Linked DNA regions of Homo sapiens: region 2 is linked to region 1. A link is an interaction called in ENCODE POLR2A ChIA-PET data of the cell type or tissue named here. Cell type or tissue: CD4-positive, alpha-beta T cell. All regions are shown on one strand. Each heading gives the region's core, and the rest is flanking DNA. Links, peaks and the distances in the headings are about the cores only. Region 1 overlaps LPP (LIM domain containing preferred translocation partner in lipoma). Region 2 overlaps LPP (LIM domain containing preferred translocation partner in lipoma).

Region 1 (4,410 bases), core at 121-4,120:
TAGAGAATGAAAAGTAAAACTCTTTTCCAGAGATAATCACTAAAAGATTGGGTAATACTTATACAGGCATGTATCAGATTGCTTATACATGCCTGTATAAGCATGTACACACACACACACGCACACACCACACACACATTCACATATAAACACTCATGTTTGAAATTTTTCTTCAAACACAAATCAGATCCTTTATGTCCTATTTTGTACCTTGTTTTTTCCTAAAATAGTTTTTAAGGTGTCTTTAATTAGCATATATAGATTTGTCTTATTTTTCTGATAGCCTCCATGTTATTATTGCATGCAGTTGCTGTACTTTATTTTACTAGTCCTTTTATTCTATCATAAAAATGTTGCAATGTGTATTCTGAAACAGAATACCACTGTGCCTTTATGCAAATACGCCTACTGTCTGAAATCGAGTTGCAGGGTCAAAAATAGTGCACACCTAAAATTTTGAAAGATAGTGCTAAATTTTGTTTCGAAAAGGTTGTATTAATTTGTACTCCTATCACAAGCCCATGTGAGTACATGCTTCCCATACTTTTGCCAATACCAAGCATTGAACTTATAAATGCCGGCTGGTCTGAGAATGAAAAAATAATATTTTAAACTGTATTTCTTTAAATAATTTGAACATCATTTCATTGGTTCATTTGTTATTTTTATTTTCTCTTCTGTGAATTGCCTGTTGATAGGTTCACTCTTTTTGTCTAATAAATGATTCTTTTAAAACCAATTTCATGAGATTTTTAAAATATATAATCAAAATTATTGGCATCAATGTTGATTATTCCTGTAAACATGAATAAGTAAGTGAGCTGGTTTCCAACTTTGTGAGGATTAAATGAGAAAATGGGTTTGCAAGCACATCAAAAGCTGGAAAGCACCACAGACACATAATTCTTGTATGTTAGGAAGATTTATTTACGTGAATGTTTTGAATCATAGTACATGCATAATCTGGCCACACCATGTGACAGAACGAGGTAAGTGCTTACTGTCATAAAGTATAAGACCGATTAAGGGAATAACCTGAGTAGCTCTTTTTGAATTAAATGTACAGGCTTAGTCAGCTGCTCAAGGCCAGCCCCCTGGGCCCAGCTTTCCTGATTTTCAGTTCAGTGTACTTTCCTCTAAATCAGACATGTTATAATAACCGTTCAACAACAACAACAACAAAAAGGGTTCCAGAACATTGCAATAAAGTGACTATTGAATAAAGTGTGTCACACTTATTTTTTTGGTTTCCCAGTGCAGTAAAGGTTATGTTTACACTATATGGTAGTCTATTAAGTGTGCAATAGCATTATGTCTAAAATAACAATGTACATACCTTAATTAAAAAATACATTGTTGCTAAAAAAAAAACCCAACAACAACAAAAGACTCACTATGGATGAGGTAACACATTCAGTAAAAATAACTGAGGTTAGTGGCCACAGACTGGGAGGAACAGCAAGGTCTACAGGGATGGAGTCAGCAGGCACAAGAGCAGCCACAGAAACTGAGAAGGGGCCCCAAAGACTGATGATGCAACACGGACAGTCAGCATAAGTTAGACCTTGATTCATTCTGGTCTATACTATGTGGGAAAGATGAAGAAAATGGAAAAAACAAAAAATGAAATGAGTGCTGGCAAGATTCACAGGAAATGACTAAAAGGTTTAGAGCCGGGGGGGCGTGCTGCAGGGTTGTAGGAATCGGAACCATTTAGCCAGGATGTGATCATTTACCCCACTGCTACCCCTTTGATGCTTATACAAAGGGTTCTGTAGTCAGTGATGTCATCCTTCTTCAACTCAGTACAGCCCCAGAGTCAAGAAACACTTACTCGGTGCTTACTGCAGGATGCAATGAGAAACAAGACATCAACCCTCCCCTTAGGGAAAATGTATAGCTACTGAGGTATGTGTCAAATAGGTAATTTAAATACAGTCTTCTAAATGCTATGATGAGGAAAAGCAGAGGATGCTATTACAGGATGATGGGGAGGATAAGGCACAAGAATCACACATACTTGAGGGAAAAGTGATGTCTAAATGGAGGCCTGAAGGAGGAGAGTTTTTGGCTAGGTGATTGGGATGGAGATGGGAAAGCTACACATTCCATCAAGGACAAGTGTTTACCCAGCCACAGGCATGAGACAATCTCTCTGTTTTGGGTGTGTGTTTAGGTATGTGTGCACAAGTGGATGTGCATGTGTGTGCATGTGGCTATGAGCTCTTTACATGGTAGTGTGAGGAGTATGAACTGTCTCTTCCAAGTAATGAAAAGTCACTAGAAAACACTGAAGGAACTTGTCTCATAAATGAAAGAAGATATAAAGGAAGCCAAAGTATTATGTCAGAAATTGGTTAATAAGTGGATAAGAGGGGATACTGAAGGAAGAGGAAGGATACAGGCCAGCTCCTGTGCCTTTGGTTGGAGCAACAAGGTAATGCCATTCATGGAAAAGGAACACAGAGAGGAGCAGGTTTAAAAGGGAACACCTTGGGTTCTGTCTGAAACTGTTGCATTTGTGGGCCTATGGGCCAATCTATGAAGACTGCAGGCTAAAATGATAGATACATATCTGGAGCTTACAGAGAGATCCAGCTGCAGATTTTGGCCAGAGAGTTCTCAGCACACAGATGATATTTGTACTCACGGAAGCAGATGAAATAACTCAGGAGTACAGATTGAGACAAGAAGGGAGATTAGGGCAGAACTCAAGAAAAATGGAGAATTTAAGGAATGAAGAGAGGAAATCTATTAAAAACGGTAGAAAGTTGTGTACAGCGATAGGAAGAAAACCCAGAGTGTACGGTGCTATAGAAGTCAAATGAAACAAAGATAGAGTCAACATCTTTAAATGCTGCAAGAGCTCAAGAATGATAAGGACTGAAGAGTCTTAAGTGTATTAAACATCAAAGAGGTCACTGGTGATGTTCAGAAGTGTGGTGTAAGTGGAGAGGTGGGGATAGAAACTGAATTACAGGGAGCTGAACTGTTAGTAGAGCAAAGACAATAAAGCTTAGATGTATGTGTGTGTGTGCGTGTGTGTGTAAGAGAGAGAGATCTAAAGTTGTCAAAGGGTTTTTAATTTTGATTTTAAATTTATATTTAATTAATTTTTCAGTTAATGTAGGAATTTTATTTCAAATCTAAAATTGCCTTTTCTATAAATTAAACTTTAAATTTTCTTATAATTGTAGATTCATATGAAGTTGAAAGAAATAACGTAGAGATCTAAGTACCCTTTATCCAGTTTCCCCCAACAATAATACCTTGTAAAACTATGGTACAATATTACAGCCAGAATATGAGATTGATACAGTCTATCAATCTTATTCAGATTTCTCCACTTGTCTGTATATATGTGTAAGTTCATGCAGGTGTGTGTGTATTTGATTTATGTAATTGCACTGCCTGTATAGATTAATGTATCTGCCACCATGGCAAAGATACAGAGCAGTTCCATCACCACAATGATCCCTTCTATTGTCCTTTTATAACCACAGCTACCCCAAACCCCCAATTCCTAATCCCTGACTTCTTGTCTCCCATCCCTAACTCCTGACAAACACTAATCTGTTCTCCATTTATATAGTGTTATTTCAAGAATGTTATATATAGAATCATACAGTATGCAGCCTTTGGGGGTTGGCCCTTCCCACTCAGTATAATTCTTTTGAGATTCACCCAAGGTGTTGCATATATCAACAACTCCTTCCTTTTATTGCTAAATCGTATTCCAGGGTAAGAATGTGCCACCGTTTAACCATTCACCTGTTGAAAGACATCTGGGTTTTTTCCAGGTTGGGAATCTTACAAATATAGCTGCTATGAACAAATATTTGATTTGTTCATTTCCCTGGGATATACAAGTCTTCATTTCCCTGGGATAAATGCCCAGGAGTGCAACTGCTGGGTCACATGGTAGTTGCAGGATTAGTTTTAAAAGAAGAAATTCCCAAAACTTTCTCTAGAATGGTTGTTCCATCTTATATTCTCATCAGCAAAATATAATTGATGCAGTCTCTCCACTCCACATCCTCTTCTGCACTGATGGTTGGTTTTTTTTTTTTTTTTTTTTTTTTTTTTTGAGACGGAGTCTCACGCTGTTGCCCAGGCTGGAGTGCAGTGGCATGCTCTTGGCTCACTGCAACCTCTGCCTCCCAGGTTCAAACAATGCTCCTGCCTCAGCCTCCCAAGTAGTTGGGATTATAGGCACCCGCCACCATGCCCGGGTAATTTTTTTTGTATTTTTAGTAGAGACAGGGTTTCAGCATGTTGGCCACACTGGTTTCGAACTCCTGACCTCAAGTGATCCACCCGCCTCAGCCTCCCAAAGTGCTAGGATTACAAGCATGAGCCACCGGGCCCAGCCTGCACTGATGTTTAATATCATTAGCACTTTGAGAAAAG
Region 2 (4,410 bases), core at 235-4,234, 180 kb after region 1:
ATGACAATACCCAATATATTGCTCAATAGCCGCTGAATAATGATTCCCTTTATTTGACACCAGATCTCTGCTTTTGTCTCTCGATTGTCTCCAGGACCATGGCCACAACTTGATATACCTTCTATGTTATGAAGACTTTAGAATTTCTGTCTCCAGAATTCATCTGTATTCTGAATACTAAGCCCAAATCCTCAACTGTCTATTTCATGTGTCTGCTTGAATGTCTCATATGCTTTTCAGACTCAATATATTAAAAACAGATTTCATCATCCACCCTGATCTGCTTTTCATTTGGTTTTCTCATCCACCCAGTTGTTGCTCAAAGGAGAACACTGGGAATCATTTCTGAGACTGCCTACTTTCCATTCAAGAACTAAATCCTGTTGCTCCTACTCTCTAAATAGGGAATTCCATAACTCACAAATATGTCCACATTTTACCATTTCCACTACTACAATCCCATGCCAAGATTCCACCATTTTTCATTATGAATTCTCTAAAAACATCCAAACTGGTCTCCCAATGTCCACGACTGTTTTTCAATGAGTCCTTCATTTGGTAGCCAGAGTGATTTATTGCAAATGCAAATCTAATCATATTGCTTTCCTGCTCAAAAATCTTCAACAGGTTAGGGGAATGATGGATGCAAATCCACCTCTTCTACCTCTCTTTGAGATACATTGACCTTCTTTCATGTCTATTGTGCCAAGCTCTCTCACATCTCAACAATGATACCTACACCAATGCACTTCTCCATTGTCTTTGAATTATCTAGCTGATTCCTAGGAATGTCTTACATCTCAAGCTGAATGTCAGGTTCCTCCGTGAAACTTTGCCTGAATCCTCCAGCACAGTGGGTGCTCTTTACTTCTCCCTCCCTGTACATATCACATGTGCATATGTCTGCTTCTATACTAGTAGAGACTGTCCTTTTTATTCCCTGCTGCTTCCTCATTATGCTTCATCATATCATAGCCCATAAGCTGGCATTTAACAAATATTTGATGAATGAATGAAGGTTAATATCCCAAGAAAAATGCATTTCTTTGGTCAGATTATAACTGACCATGAAAAAATATGAACTATCTTATTTTCCTTATTGACTTGACAATCAAGAAATTCTGTAAAATATGTAATGTGTGCCTAATTACAGTCATCTCATTAGTGCCCCTCCACCTCTAAATAGTTTAATGATTTTAATTTGGAATGTATTGATACTATTATTTTTCCAGGAAGACTTTGAGGTACTTGTTTTCATTTTTATGGCCATACTATATGTGTAAGTTTTACTTGATGCTGACTCAAATCCCCTCTGGAAATAAAGGGCAATTTTTAAATAAACTTACTAAGAAAGGAAAGAGACGAATGCATTTAAAAATAGTATTTAACAACATGTACTAAAACAAAGTACATTCTGAATTTACTGCCAAGTAAACACAATACCACAAATCCCAGAAATTCAATCCAAATTATTTATTCAATAGAAATTTATTGAAAGTCTACTATGTAACAGGCATTGAGCTGCTTACTAGATTCACTATGAGACAAAGAAAGTCACACTCATTGCACTCAGAAAGTTCTTAGTTACAGAATATTTGGGGCAAAATTTAGTGTGATGAGTAAAAGTGATTTCTACTTAGAAAATTTTCCAATGTAACAGAAGGAGAAAATAGACAGTAGCAAAAGGTCAACGTTTAAACAGCAGCACGAAATTCAAAATCATTTTATTACATTTTAATTTCAGCTACATGACATGGGAAACTGCTTAAGATTTAAATGTAAATTTTAAATGAAAAACACATGATGTGAATTCATTTGTACAATACAATTGAGGCCATAGAGAATGATATTTTCATATGGCCAAGGAATATACAAAATATCAAAAGGGGGATGGTTGACTTGCTAGAAGATTAAGATGATGAATATTTCCATTTCAATTATATTTTCATGACAATTATTTGAGTTATTTGAAGAATACCTCAAGTGCTTTTCACTTTCAGTTATCTACTTTGTCTGGACATCCCTGTGGCAGAAAACACAAGCTAAAATACCTATTGGTAACCCCAAAAATGTGTAATAATAGCAAACATTTATATAGAAATTACCTGGTGCAAACATTTTGTGTTGAACATAATTTATATATAATCCTCACAGTTACTCCTGAGACGGAAACCAATCCTCATTTTCCAGAAGAAGATATTGACGAGAGATTAAGTAACTGCCCAAGGACACATCACTAGTAGGTGGCAGATCGAAGGTTCAAGCCTGGGTCATCTGGCTGCATAGTTTGGGGTTTTAAAAACCATCCACCTCTCTCAGGTAATAAAACAGTGAAATATAATAGTTGACATGTTAAAAAAAAAAAAACCACAAAATTCTTTATCAGTCTATCCGTAGTTTTCCTATTTTTAAGAGATAAGTGATCAAAATGTAGACACTGGAAAATCTTTCTCTCTCCTAGAAGAAAAATTGAATAAATTGGAGAATGAACAGAAAATGAGAATGCCAGTGTCTAGGAAACAACAAAGTGATGTGAACTATAAAGCTGAAGAGTTTACTCTGTTAAAAAGGCAGCTGCTATCCCATGCCAGCTCACTGCTGACATGTGGAATATAAATCCAATATTACTCTTCTGACTTTAAAGCTGTGTTCATTATTATTATTATTATTATTATTATTATTATTATTATTATTTCAAACACAAGGAAGAGAAATAAAACAATTTCTGCAGGTCACCTGTAGTGCATGAGGTGCACTTTACAATTCCCAGTTGAAGTTATGGATACTGGCAAATGTAAGTATCACTAGGAAGCATGCAATTGAAGAGTTGTGCACTGGAACTTGGGAGACCGAGAAAAAAAGTGCCAGCTTTACCACTGTTTAGAATTTAGTGACATTGGGAAAGTCACGTGACTTCTCTAGACTGACTCTTCATCTGAACAACAAAGGAGGGGAAATGCTAAGTTACTCTTCTCCTTTTTTTTTTTTTAATAAATAATCTTTCTCTTCAAATAAAAAAATATTTCTATATCACTCAGGAGAAAAAAAAAGAGCTTCACTGGGGTCGAGGTACCTATAAAAGAAGATACTCTGACTCTCAAAAATCCAGTGATTCCAAGAGTAAATGTGCAATATTCAGAGTTTTATTGCCCAAGAAGAGCTTGGTCTCATTATTAGGGATTCATATCAGGTAGGCACTTAATAAATAATGGCTGGATAAATAAATATAATTGGTTTCTGAGTTTGTACAATGAGCAAAAATGGAAACACAGCTAACCTATTTCAGTTATAATGAAATCCCTAATTTGCTGCTTCTTTTGGCTCTATGCAAAAATTACATCATCATTTTATCCTAACCATGACTAGAAGAATAACTAAATTTGCTTTCTTGAGTCATCTCACTAATTATCTTCCATAATTCAGGGTAAGTACCCATATCTCCATTCCTCATCCAACCAGGCCACTTACACTATCCACTTGATAGATGACCCCATGAGTTGGAAAACAACCTAACAGATTAAGAATGTCATATATATATATAATATATATATATTATATATATATTATATATATATGAGATTAAGAATGCTATATATATGTGTGTGTGTGTATATGTATATGTGTGTGTATATATATATATATATATATTTGAGATAGAGTCTTGCTCTGTCACCCAGGCTGGAGTGCAGTGGCACTATCTCAGCTCACTGCAACCTCTGCCTCGCGTGTTCAAGGAATTCTTGTGTCAAAGCCTCTCAAATAGCTGGGATTATAGGCACCCACCACCACGCCAGCTCATTTTGTGTTTTTAGTAAAGATGGGGTTTTCACTGTGTTGTCCAGGCTGGTCTGGAACTCCTGACCTCAAGTGATCCATCTGCCTTGGCCTCCCAAAATGTTGGGATTACAGGCGTGAGCCACCACACCTGGCCAAGAGTGCGATATATAAACATAATACCACACATTTAGAAAAGCATTTCTTAAATCTGACTGCACAACAGAATCATTTAGGGCTTTTTAAATGCAAGTTATTGTAGATAAACCCACTCAACAGAGTGAAATCTGGAAATTCAAAAGGGAAGGGGCAGGTGATTGTCAGTTAAAACCAGAGTTCAAAACTACTTTTAGATACTGTTGCTAAAGCCGAACAGGAAATCCCACTTGGAATTAGGGGCTATGAGTGACATAATGGTGTGACTCCACTTGTCTTAGAAGGAAAACTGATTATATAATTTAGATTTAGGGACGAAGTTAATGTTTGTTTCTATAAAATTTTTATGGGAAATCAGTGGTGTAATTTGGTGATATGTAACAAAAGCCCTAATAAAGTTTATACTTTTTAAACCCATAGTTTCATTTCTTAAAATTTAGCCTATGGAAATGACCAGAGAGCATAAATGTTTAGTTTCAA

The links. Peaks named below come from ENCODE experiments on the same cell type or tissue, not always from the same donor. Only the 100,000 strongest peaks of a DNase experiment are listed, where the experiment ranks them.
Region 2: POLR2A ChIA-PET joins it to region 1 with 7 read pairs; 3 of 35 experiments call an interaction of 5 or more read pairs at or near these places.

Annotation. Positions count from the first base shown.
Region 1 is chr3:188,786,060-188,790,469 of GRCh38, reverse strand. The region is part of intron 9 of LPP (LIM domain containing preferred translocation partner in lipoma); the gene reads right to left. Among named protein-coding and RNA genes, the nearest start is that of MIR28, 99 kb to the right of the region's middle. In CD4-positive, alpha-beta T cell, for the core only: no CTCF peak of the experiment used is centred there; a DNase peak (open chromatin) is centred at 1,629.
Region 2 is chr3:188,601,308-188,605,717 of GRCh38, reverse strand. All of the region lies in intron 6 of LPP (LIM domain containing preferred translocation partner in lipoma), which reads right to left. LOC124906316 (a long non-coding RNA gene) reads left to right here. Exons shown (of 5, transcript XR_007096213.1): 5 at 95-362. Among named protein-coding and RNA genes, the nearest start is that of LPP-AS1, 35 kb to the right of the region's middle. In CD4-positive, alpha-beta T cell, for the core only: no CTCF peak of the experiment used is centred there; no DNase peak of the experiment used is centred there.